Linked DNA regions of Homo sapiens: region 1 is linked to region 2. Evidence: chromatin contacts called from ENCODE POLR2A ChIA-PET data. All regions are on one chromosome and are shown on one strand. Each heading gives the region's core, a stretch centred on a gene start or an enhancer-like site at or near the end of the contact. The rest is flanking DNA. Distances are from core to core; before and after follow the strand shown. Region 1 has its middle 45 kb from the start of NDFIP1. Region 2 has its middle 23 kb from the start of SPRY4-IT1.

Region 1 (6,385 bases), core at 2,070-4,569, 230 kb before region 2:
CAAAAAGCATTGTATTGGAAACTTAATCCACGGTGCCACAGTGTTGGGAGATGGGGCCTAATGGGAGATGTTTAGGTCATGAAGGCTCCACCCCCATGAATGAATGAATGCCAATTATAAAAGGGCTTGAGGCTGCAAGTTCCATCTCTTGCTCTTTGGCTCTCTCCCACACTTTCTTGCTTTCCACCTTTTGCCATGGGAACAAGAAGGCCTTTGCTACACTCAGGACCCTTGACCTTGGACTTCCCAGAACAGTAGAAATAAACCTATGTTCTTTATAAATTACTCAATCTTAAGTATTCTATTGTAGTAGCACACAACAGACTAAGATAGGAGACATAGTAAAATATAACACATCTAAGTTTCCCCAATCAACCTTACAAGAGGGGGAAAGCACTTTATTGAATATTGAGTGGGACAGCACTTTATCCTGGGGCCACATCAGAGTGCATGTGTGAACCCTGCTCCATCCCACCTCCTGTGTTTGCTGTGGTCTTTGGGAATAGGACCCCTAAGAATTTGAGAGCAGATAAATTTTAAAAAATAACTACAGCTCCAAAGCTTCTCCTGTCCTTTGGAGGCTCACAATGAAGATTCCTTTGTTTAGCAAAGCACTTAATGTATTTTGAGACTATGCCAAGGTAGGCTCAGGAGTTTGATTTGGATGGAAGCTGAAAACTGAATACTTCTGCATTAGAAAGTAACAAGGAATTTCAGGGTGCACCCTGGGGGAGAAGTCAATGAGCAAACAATGCAACATCCTTAGTCTGAGCCCTGGAAGACTGAGAAATGATTCTGTTGGAGCATAAGTTGGTCTTGTGAGCTATGGGATGTTCCCCATCTGTCACCCCCAGACCTTCAGTAAAACCTGCTGTATACAGTAGCCTGGTGTTGGTGGTGACTTGGGGTCATGCATGAAGTGAGTGGGACTCACTTGAGGTCAACCTCAAAGACTGACCTTAAGAGTCGGGACTGAGGCTGGGTGCAGTGGCTCACACCTGTAATTCCGACACTTTGGGAGGCTATGGTGGGAGGATGGCTTGAGCCCAGGAGTTCAAGACCAGGCTGGACAAGGTGATGTGACCCTGTTTCTACAAAAAAAAAAAAAAAAAAAAAAAAAAAGCCAGGCATGGTGGTGCATGCCTGTAGTCACAGCTACTCCGGAGACTGAGGTGGGAGGATCACTTGAGCCTAGGAGTTCAAGGCTGCAGTGAGCTATGATCCCGCCACTGCACTCCAGTCTGGGCAACAGAGCAAGACTCTATCCCCACAAAAATTTTGTTTTAATTTTTAATTTTAATTTTTTGCATGTTCTCACTTATTTTTGGGATCTAAAAATCAAAACAAACTCATGGACATAGTAGGTAGTAGGGGGAAGGCGGGGGTTGGGTAATGGGTACAAAAATAGAAAGAATGAATAAGACATACTATTTGATAGCACAACAGGGTGACTCTAGTCAATAATATAAATTTTTAAAAATTATATATTTATTTATTTATTTATTTTAAAGAGTTGGGACTGAGCTGGAGCATAGGCCATAAGATTGCCTCTCAGGAGCAGAAGTGAGACTGTGAAAGTAAGAAAGCAGGGGTAGGGCTGGGTGGGATGAGGTGAGGGAGTGAAGGGCACATACCTAGGGGAGTTTCACTTTGCAAGGGTGTTCTAGATGCTGGGATTGTCTGCCTTCTGCAACCACAGAGGGCTAGCCAGAAACCAGGGAGCCTCCTTGTCTGTACTCTGATCCCATCCTTGGGCTTAGTTGATTAGTCCAGGTATGGGAACCTCTGACCTGGGCCATTAAGCCTCTTCCCTTGGTTTCTGTCTCTTAGACTTCAAGAATGCTTGAGGTCAGGCTGTCTCCCATGACTGAGGCAGTGAAAGGTAAAATTCATAGGATCTGTCCACAGCCATGCTTTCTGTCATGTGGGAAAAGCTAGCCGGGCATGGTGGCTCAAGCCTGTAATCTCAGCACTTTGGGAGGCCGAGGTGGGTGGATCACCTGAGGTCAGGAGTTCGAGACCAACTCAGCCAACATGGTGAAACCCTGTCTCTACCAAAAATATAAAAATTAGCCAGGTGTGGCAGCGGGCGCCTATAGTCCCAGCTACTTTGGGAGGCTGAGGCAGGAGAATCGCTTGAACCCGGGAGGTGGAGGTTGCAGTGACCCGAAATCATGCCGTTGCACTCCAGCCTGGGTGACAGAGTAAGACTCTGTGTCAAAAATAGTAATAATAGTAATAAAATTTAAAAATTAAAAGAAAAGAAAAGCTGCTGCAAGGAGAGGAAAGGAAGCTGACGTCTGAGAGGGATGCAGAGAGAAGAGACGATAACTGAGTCTTGGTGACTTTCAGGCCTCAGAGCTCCAGCTGCAGCTCTGCCCAGAGCACCCTTTTCCCTAAGCTGCTGAACTTTGGTCTCTGCCACTTGCATCCAAAGTGCCCAATGGACACCAAGCACCTCCTCCTCACCCCCTTCATCTGGTGAACCCCTCTGGCTGGAAGTGGGGAGCTTGAGTGAGGACAGAAGCAAGTGTCCATCCCAGAATTGGGGTCCCTCATTTCTTTCTCTTCACCGTGCTTAACATGATCCAAAATTACATGTATTTACTTAATTGCTTACGTGTTTACATTGATCACCCCTGCACCCCCCAAAAATGTAAAGTTCCATTTTGTCTTGTTTAACTTGGTATCCCTAGTGCCTGGCACATCATAGGTGCTCATGAGTCATTGAATGAACAAATGAATGTACAAAGAAGATGGCTTGAAATCAGACCACTGAGACCCCCAACGAGGTCACAATTGCAGGAGAAACATCTCAGTGCCAGGCACTGAGCCTGGGATGTTTGAAATTTCTGTGCCCAAGCTGTGTGCCCTTTGGGGCGTGTGTGTATGCTGGGTACAAGGCCAGATACACAATCAATGCTATAGAAACCACAGATAAAGGGCCAGGGAGCTGAGTGTGACAATGGGCTGTTGGGAGAAGTTCCATGCAGATTACAAAGGGTTCAGAAAGGACAGGGGCATTGAAAGGCAGCTGTAATTAGAAAGCATAGGCATTCAAAGCTGCCTGGAGGTCAGAGGGGCTGGGCTGGCAGGCTGGGGAGATCGGGCAGGAAATGGGCACGGAAGCCCTGCAGTTCAGGGCTGACATAATTGGACAGAGAGCGGCAGCCAGTTACCATGGTAACAGCCAATCCGAGTGGCCGCGTATGTGGCAAGGAGTCAAGGTTTCTAAAGAAGGGGCTAAAAATGCTGCCTTTGTTCCCACTTTGAGCGAGTTGCCATCAGATCCCTGTGGGGGTGACGTGGCATGGGGACAGAGCCAACAACTGCTAGCCACCATGGCTGGGAGGGAGCCACGTGAGGACCCAGGGGACTGGCTGGGGCTGGGGAAGCTAAATATGTCATTCCATGGAGCTGGCTGTGCCTCCCAACATAAAGCAGCGGCCAATGGCCTGGGATTCAGAGTCTGAGAGTCCAGGGCTCAGATTGCAGCGTGGCCTCTTAGCAGCTATGTGACCTCAGTTTCCTTACATACAAAATGGGACTACTAACACCTTTTTCGCAGGGCGGTTGTAAGGATGGAGAGAAGTGATGCATGTCACACATTCACTTAGTGAGTGGTAGATGCTGTTGTTGTTATTCTGACAGACAACAACAGCAGCTCCTCCAAAAGGCTCTTAGCTTCTGGGGAGTAAAAGGCAGGTTTTGCTTCTTCAGGAGTTTCTTTAGGGGTACCAAAAAGGCAGTTGATAGAAACTAAAAAACTCCAGGAGGTGACCAGCTAGACTAACCAAGTGGTATTTAAAAAGAAAACATTCTTTAGGCAGGCTTGAGAGCTGTGAGATATCAGAGAATCCTGCTCCTTTGTTCTTTTGTCCAATTTGTGGGCCTGGACAGGACACAAAGACAAGGCCATCCCTCCCCTCTCCTTCCACAGTGCGGAGAGAAAGCAGAGAAGATCCTGACATGAGTGCTTCCTGAGACTTTTTTTTTTAATTTTTTTTTTTTTTTTTTTTTTTGAGACAGAGTCTCTCTCTGTCCCTCAAGCTGGAGTGCAGTGGCGCGATCTTGACTCACTGCAACCTCCACTTCCTGGGTTCAAGCAATTCTCCTGCCTCAGCCTCCCAGGTAGCTGGGATTACAGGTGCAGGCTGCCACGCCCAGCTAATTTTTTGTATTTTTAGTAAAGACGGGGTTTCATTATTTTGGCCAGGCCAGTCTCGAACTCCTGACCTCAGGTGATCCACCTGCCTCGGCCTCCCAAAGTGCCGGGATTACAGGCGTAAGCCACCACGCCCGGCCTTTTTTTTTTTCTTTAACTTTTAAGTTCAAGGGTGCATGTGCTGGTTTGTTGCATAGGTAAACATGTGTCATGGGGGTTTGTTGTTCAGATTATTTCATCACCCAGGTATTAAGCCTAGTACCTGTTAGTTATTTTTCCAGATCCTCTTCTTAAGATTTTCAAGTGAGGAAGTGAAATGAGGGTGGAAAGGCAGAGGAGGGTGCTTTGCTTAGAGACCAGGACAGGTCAGAGACAGGGCATAGGCACAGCTGTGGACTGACCACCCCCTGCCTCCCCAGCCAGAAGTGCCGGGAAATGCAGACATCCCTATTTGGACTCTGGTGCAGTCCTCTGTTGCTATGGCAACTCAGGGGCTCTGTGGTTGGTGGAAGAAGGCAGTGGCTGTGTGGAAATCGGCATTGGAGGCAGCAGCTGTGCCCTTTTGCTCCAGCAGTCTGGGTATTTCTGATGGGGGCAGGGTGGGGATACTCCCTCTGCCATCTCAGGAAGCCACACAGGAGACCCCTGGACTCCACGGCCAATGCCTCTGGCTCAGATCAGCTCCCACCCAGACTCCCTCACAGGGAGGAACCAGGCTTCTGTATGGAGTGGCAATTCCCTTGGCACCCCTACCTTGAGTATCTCCTCAGACCATATATTCCCCTGGGATTTCCTCTTCATTTTCCTCATTGATTCATTCATTCATTTGTTCATTCATTCAGCAAGTATATACCGCACAAAATGCTGGGCCAGAGCAGTGAAAAAGACAGACGAGGCTCCTGCCTTCAGGGAGCCTCCAGTTTAGTTGGGGAGAACACAGCACACAAATAAGTAGAAAGAGAGAGAGACTCAGATGCTAATAAACAGGCGACATGATCCAGAGAAATTAAGGCTGGACTGATTTAGAATGAATGGTCAGGAAAGGTCTTTCTGAAGTTGAGAAGGAGCTACAGGTGTTGGGAGTGGTCCAAGGAAGAGCAAGTGCAAAGGCTCAGAGCGGCGGGCCATGGCATTAGGGGCAGAGAAATGAGGGGGTCAGGGGCAGCAGCAGAAGCCAGGGCTGGAGAAAGGCGGGCTGGGATAAGCAGAGCCTTGTCATGGAGTCTGGTTTTCACTCTGAAGGCAATAGGAAGCACTGGTTGCCTTTAAGCACAAGAGGGGAGTGATCCCACTGATGCTTTTAAATGCTCCCTCTGCTAGCCTAGGGGACAATGGACTTCCTGCAGGAAGGCAAGAGTTGAAGCAGGGGACCCATGAGGAAACCACTGCGCTGGCCCAGGTGAGAGCTGAAGGGCTGCCTGTGCTGGTATGGATGGAGACAGAGGATTTGCAGGTAAGCCCAGCAGGACTTGCTGAGGGACCGAGGGTGGAGGACAAGGAAAAGGGGACTCAAGGATGACTCCCAGAGTCTGATTGAAACTTGGGTGAGTGGAGGTGCCATCTGTGAAGGGAGGGATGATAGCAGAGGCGGGGGAGAAATTGCACTGCATCTCAGCTCTGTTGGCCTGGATGACACATTCAAGTTATCCAAGAGCATCTTTCATTTTCACCATGAAATCCCTGAGAACTGAAGCATTTTATAAGCAACATTTCTAAAGTGTTAAGTCGAAAGGAAGCTTTCTTACAACACACTAACAGGGAAGAAAGTAATTATGTTAAAAGCTAACTGTTGGATGTCCTAGGTTGGTGGCACAACTCACTTAGGGCAATACCTGCTCTTTTGTAAGATAAACACCTTGATGGGTCATTTTCCGGTGTGGAAGGTGAGATCCTCTTGGACATGATGTGAACTAACTTACTACCTGCCAATCTCTGTGTTCACTGTTTTCAATACATTCTAATTTAACCTCTGTTTTTTATATATTATAATAATAATAATTGTTATTATTATTGTTATTACAGGTGTGAGCCACTGCACCCAGCCAAGAGGAAAATGTCTAAATAAATTATAGTATGTCCATACAATAAAATAGTAATGTGATCATTGTAGAGAATGAAATAGATCTATATACTTTAAGTGGGATTATGTCTAAAACAAAATGTTAAATGAAAAAAGCAAGTTGTAGAGTACACAGAATATGGTCTCATGTAGGAAAACAA
Region 2 (6,447 bases), core at 3,232-5,731:
CTCAGAAGTTCGAGACCAGCCTGGACAGCATGGCGAAACCCCAGCTCTACAAAATAAATAAATAAATAAATAAACAAAATTAGCCAGCCAGGTGTGGTGGCACACCCTGTAGTCCCAGCTACTCAGGGAGCTGAGGCTGGGGGATCACTTGAGCCTGGGAGGTCAAGGCTGCAGTGAGCAGGAGTGGGTGACAGAGCAAGACCTTGTCTCAAAAAAAAAAGGGAGGAGTCACTTTGTAGTGATAATAATTGTGAGGATGAACAAATGTATATATAATATGTAAAGTGCCTTACACAGTGCCGTGGTGCATGAACGCCCAGTAAATTCATTCATTTGTTCATTTGTTCATTCAACACATTTTTATTAAGCACCTACCATAAGCCAGCTTCCTGGGCACTGGGAATATAATGGTGAGCAAAGACAAACTCCTTGCCCTCATAGAGCTTACATTCTAGTAGACAAGACAGACAATAAACACCTAAAGTAAAAAATGTAAATATAAAATAAGAGCAGGTAGTGATGAAATATAAACTAGGCTAAGGGGAGGTGGGAGGTTGAAAGGTGGACTATTTTGGACAGGGAGGTCAGATAAGCCCTTTCTGGCCGGGCACAGTGGTTCACGCCTGTGATCCCAGCACTTTGGGAGGCTAAGGCAGGCAGATCACCTAAGGACAGGAGTTTGAGACTAGCCTGGCCAACATGGTGAAACTCTGTCTTTACTAAAAATACAAAAATTAGCCAGGCGTGGTGGTGAGTGCCTGTAATCCCAGCTACTCAGGAGGCTGAGGCAGGAGAATCGCTTGAACCTGAGAAGTGGAGGTTGCAGTGAGCCAAGATCATGCCACTGCACTCCGGCCTGGGTGACAGTGCCAGACTCTGTCTCAAAAAGGAAAAAAAAAAATAGATAAGGCCTTTCTGAGGAGGTAGCAACTAAACAAAGACCTGAATGAAGTGAAGGAGTGGCGAGCCATGCAAATATGTGGCCAAAGAGCTTTCCAGACCAAAGGATCAGCACATCCAAAGGCCGGGAGACAGAACATGCTGGTGTGATGGAAGGACCCTGAGGAAGGCCATGTGGCAGGAAGGAAGTGAGTAAGAGGTAGGGTGGGTGGAAGAGATACAGTCAGGGACAGGTCACTTGGAGCCCATGGGCCACTACGTGGACTTTAGACACTGTTTTAAAGGAAAAGAGAAGCCTGGGGATGTGGGGGAGAGGGGGTTGAGCGGAGGAGTAACTTCTGATTTTGTGCTAGGTGTTAGGTATGGCTCCAGCCTCCCAGCGCCACCCAATCTAATGAGAGATGACTGTTATGCTTTGTTTTGAGACAGAGTTTCGCTCTTGTTGCCCAGGCTGGAGTGCAATGGCACAATCTGGGCTCACTGCAAACTCCACCACCTGGGTTCAAGCGATTCTCCTGCCTCAGCCTCCTGAGTAGCTGGGATTATAAGCATGTGCCACCACCCCTGGCTAATTTTTTATTTTATTTTATTTTTTAGTAGAGATGGGGTTTCTCCATGTTGGTCAGGCTGGTCTTGAACTCCTGACCTCATGTGATCCTCCCGCCTTGGCCTCCCAAAGTGCTGGGATTACAGGCGTAAGCCACCCCGCCCAGCCAGAGGAGATGACTGTTAAACAACCAGTGTGGTAAGTGAAACAATAGACAAATCAGAATGCTAGGACTTCCTATGCCAGGCACTCTTGGAAGGCTGTGACTTCTTTTATGTCATTTTCACAAGTGTCTCATGAGGGGGGTACCATTACTCTCTCCCCTGTTCAGATGCAGAGACTGAAGAGCAGAGGGGTGAAGTAGCCCAAGGCCACCCTGCTGGTAAACGCTCCCAGCTGATTCCCTCGGGGAGGCAGGGGGAGACCTGTTTAGAGATAATCCAGAGAGAGAATGGTGGCTTGGAGGATGGTGGCAGATGTGGAGATGGTGAGAACTGATAGGATTCTGGATCTGTTTTGGCAGAGGTGGTGAGAACAGATCCAATCATTTGAATGTACACCTTTAATTTTCAATACACGGCCGGGCACGGTGGCTCATGCCTGTAATCCCAGCACTTTGGGAGGCCGAGGTGGGCAGATCACGAGGTCAGGAGATCGAGACCATCCTGGCTAACACGGTGAAACCCCATCTCTACTAAAAACACAAAAAATTAGCCGGGCGTGGCGGCGGGCCCCTGTAGTCCCAGCTACTCGGGAGGCTGAGGCAGGAGAATGGCGTGAACCCGGGAGGTGGAGCGTGCCGTGAGCCGAGATCGTGCCACCGTACTCCAGCCTGGGCAACAGAGCGAGACTCTGTCTCAAAAAAAAAAAAAAAAAAAAAATTTTCAATACGATTTTGCTGCTGGATCAGATGTACGGTAGGAAATAAAGAAAGAAGCCAAGAATGAGCCCAAGATTTTTGGCCTGAGCTACCAGGTAAATTGAATCTTAGATGAGGAAAGCTGTAGGAAAAGCAGGCTGGGAGAGAAACCGAGACTTCGGCTCGGTTAAAACGCGTAAAAATACGCGTTTACGGAATGAATGAAAGCAGCCGCCGAATGCTGGGCACCCACCCTTCTCACGCTCTTTCATCGCAGTGGAGGGACATCTGCGGTTAAAATGGTTGAAAAGTGCTTTTTAGTCAAGTCTTTCTCACACACACGCCTCACCCCCACCCCTGGGTTCCAGAGAGAGAGGCCCATAGCTGTGTGACCTTCTCACTTTGTTTTTACACCTTTAACTTTGTTTTGGCAGCTTTGACCTGAAGGCAGCAGTTCCAACCCGGTTTGTATTCCTGGGTCAAGGAGAGGCTTCCTGCCTGGAACTCTTCCCCTGGCTCCCCTTGAAACCCCCATCCCTGGGCTTTTCTTTGTATGTAGATCACGGTCCTGTAGTCCCTGGCAAAGGCAGAGGTGGGTTGGGGGCCTGCAGGGCTGGGAAGTGTGAAGTTTCTCCGCTGTTAGAGGAAGCCCGGGTGATTCAGTGAGCTGGGCGCTATCTTTAGGAAGGAAAACATCACGTAGCGGGGGATCTCTATCCGGGCCATTTGTCTGCCTGCTCCCTCCCCAGGGAGGTCTTCCCAGAGGCCTGGCAGCCCCTTCCTGCTCTTGCTTAAGCCGTGTGACAGGCGTCTTTAGTTCTGAATAACTCTAGACCTGTAGATCCAGTTCATCCCCGTCTTGTGTTATTTGAGCAATTCTTGCAGATTTTTCTTTGGTCTCTTTTTTACGGTGTGCATGTGCATGTAAGGACTAAGTCCGGGAAGCCTGCTAGGTAAAACCACAGTGGAGGCTCAGACCCCCAAATTTCAAACCAGGTTTCAGCTCAAACATCACCTTCTAAGAGAGGCCTTCCCTGACCACTACCTGCATCATTTGCTACCTTGTTACCGGACTTAATTTCCCTGCAGCATTTTTTACTCTTTAAAATTATCCTGACCATCTATTTCTTACGTACCTGCTTCTTGTCTGCCTCCTTCACTCTAGAATGTATGCACCCTCCATGATGGTCTTGCTCCTTACATAGCCTGAGCCCAGGCCTGTGCCTGGTACATACTGGGCCCTCAGTCAAGGTTAGTTGACCTGGTTGACCTTGACCTGGTTGACCAGCTGTAAGGCCCTCGGGGAAGGCCAGTTAGCAGGCACTACCTCTGCTCTTGTTTGGATCTCTGCTAACTATAAGAGGATCTGAGTTATAATTTTTCCTTTTTCAGCTGTGGAGCTTCCCTGACCCTTTATCAGCAGGCAGTGGGGACTCTGGGGAGCTTTATCAACTCTATGCAAGAGAGAAAGCCACTTTTGTCCCTCCTTTTCCCCTCGAGAGCTTCTCATATCATCTCAGCCTCTGCCTTCCTGTGTCTCTCTAGATCTGTGCTCTCAATTTGTCCCCACCCCACATATCACTGTGGTTCTCCCCGTCTGCCCTCCGTTTCTCTATTTCTGTCTCCCTCTTCTCCTCCTTCTCCCTCAGCTCTATGTTTTCTTTCCTTTATTGAGTTCTTACCTCATGGTAAATGCTATACACAGACTCTCACTGACCTCTGACAAGAGTCCGTGTGAGAGAGGTCATTATTACCCCCATTTTCCAGATGGGGAAACTGAGACGTGGGGAGGCTCCTTTAGTGTCAAAGCAGTGCTTGCAGGTTGTTGGGTTTTTTCTTATCCCAAGGTCAGAGAAACTTGGGGAAGTCAGAGCTAGAAGGTGAGAGACAGCTATAAACTGCCTCCACCAGGTCATCTGTGTCATCTGCTAACTTCAGCAGATCCTTTTTGGGGAAGAGGTGGTAAGGCAGATGGAAATAAAGCTTTCTTCTTATTCAGTCTACCAGAAATATGAGCTCTTCAAACTTTAACATGGAGGCAGAAGGGCCAGGATGAATCAGGTTAAACCATGATCTCCCAGACTGCATTTTCAAGAGACGTGTGGGGCAGCCTTGGAAATAGCTACTCCCCAGCTCGCCTGGCCTGGATAAGTTATTGTTAAAGAGTAAAGGGAAATGATCCTAATGGATTCCGCTTCCGGCCTCCCCCACGGAGTGGGCTGGTAACCGTTATTTACAAGGCTGCCTTATTCATGGCCACTGAAGCTAGGAGAGGCAGGATGGAGACAGAATCCAACAAATGGTTTATTTATATCTACATCCCAGACCTCAAAAGGAAAATTCCCATACTTAGACATTCCTAGATGGCCTGCGACACAGGATATTTAAAGTAACAATGGGCCAAATTCTTGCTTACATTTTTGGCAGGGCTCCAGTCTGAAAGTCCACAAGAGAAAGACTTGGGCTGTATAACATGGAGGGAGGGGGGACTGTTTCTAATTTGAGACCTGTTTAAGATCTGACTTCCCCCTCCTTCCTGGAGTTACAAGGAAAATATGATTTTGATTTTAGAGACAACATTCCATGTGATCCACTTTGGAAGATTTTAGAAGTTGAAGCTCTGTGCCCTCCCCCTTGCCTTTGAGAAAAAGGGGGTTGTTAAAAGAACTAATAGAACACACTTTGAAAAACCCTAGAACTCCTCTTCCATTTCTTCTACCTGTGTCAGGGGTTGGCGAGGGGAATAGCCACTACCTATGGGCAGTCTAGTAGCCAAACCCTCTGAATGCTGCAGATGACCATATAGAGCTGAATATGGTTGTCTACAAAATAGTCATTGAGCCATTTAAAACATGTCTTTGTGACATTAGTTCCAAGGAAAATCTCAGGAAGGGTTTTTAATGGTGACTTATTAGCCTGGGCAACATAGCAATGTAAAAAATCAATTAAAAAAAAATTAGGGCCAAGCATGGTGGCTCACGCCTGTAGTCCCAGCTACTCGGGAGGCTGAGACAGGTGAATCGCTTGAACCTGGGAGGCAGAGGTTCTGGTGAGCCAAGATCACGCCATTGCACTCCAGCCTGGGCAACAGAGCAAGACTCCATCTCAAAAAAAAAAAAAAAATTAGCCAGGTGTGGTGGCAGGTACCTGTAATCACAGCTACTTGGGAGGCTGAGGCAGGAGAATCGATTGAACCCAGGAGGTGGAGGTTGCAGTGAGCCAAGACTGCACCACTGCACTCCAGCCTGGGCAACAGAGCAAGACTCCATCTCAAAAAAAAAAAAAAAAAATTAGCCGGGTGTGGTGTCACACACCTGTATTCCTAGCTACTCCGGAGGCTGAGGTGAGAGGACTGTTTGAGCTCAGGAGTTTGAGGCTGCAGTGAGCTATGATTGTGCCACTGCACCCCAACCTGGTGACAGAGTGAGACCCTGTCTCTAAAAAACAACAACAAAAAATAGTGACTTATTGTACTTATAGTCAAGGTGAATTTTTTCCCAATAACTTTATTGAGGTATGATTGACATATAAAAAGCTGTGCATATTTAATATATACAATTCAATGAGTTATGACCTTCCCAACCCTATGATAATTCTAAACACCAGCCTTGTAAAGAAATAGAAAAATGTACTAGCTCTGTAAGTTAGGAAGCCTTTGGCTGCCAGTCATAAACCAGCTCACCCAGCGTGGCGGCTCATGCCTGTAATACCAGCACTTTGGGAAGCTGAGGTGGGTGGATCACCTGAGGTCGAAAGTTTGAGACCAGCCTGACTAACATGGAGAAACCCCATCTCTACTAAAAATACAAAATTAGTCGGGCGTGATCGTGTGCATCTGTAATCCCAGCTACTTGGGAGGCTGAGGCAGGAGAATTGCTTAAACCCAGGAGGCAGAGGTTGCGGTGAGCCGAGATCGCCCCATTGCACTCCAGCCTGGGGCAACAAGTGCAAAACTCCATCTCAAAAAAAAACAAAATAAAACAAAGAAACTTCCCAGAAGTCCCCCTAGATTTCCCCTCACCTCCCATCGGCCTGCACTGCATCACATGCCAACACCTGGTACAGTCACATTTGATAAGACTCCTCTGGGTTTTACAGCTGGAGACGTGAATAGGGTTATTCTTCCCTGAGTCACATGGGA

What was found. ChIA-PET counts read pairs that join two places held with the same protein, here RNA polymerase II (POLR2A).
Region 1: POLR2A ChIA-PET joins it to region 2 with 11 read pairs in WTC11. The contact joins two enhancer-like sites. POLR2A ChIA-PET finds 5 or more read pairs at or near these places in 2 of 52 experiments (OCI-LY7 and WTC11).

Annotation. Positions count from the first base shown.
Region 1 is chr5:142,060,857-142,067,241 of GRCh38, forward strand. No RefSeq gene overlaps it. Among named protein-coding and RNA genes, the nearest start is that of NDFIP1, 45 kb to the right of the region's middle. Within about 2 kb of position 3,320, at least 16 of the 41 ENCODE cell types and tissues checked have a DNase peak (open chromatin) inside an H3K27ac peak, as active enhancers do.
Region 2 is chr5:142,292,595-142,299,041 of GRCh38, forward strand. No RefSeq gene overlaps it. Among named protein-coding and RNA genes, the nearest start is that of SPRY4-IT1, 23 kb to the right of the region's middle. Within about 2 kb of position 4,482, at least 5 of the 41 ENCODE cell types and tissues checked have a DNase peak (open chromatin) inside an H3K27ac peak, as active enhancers do.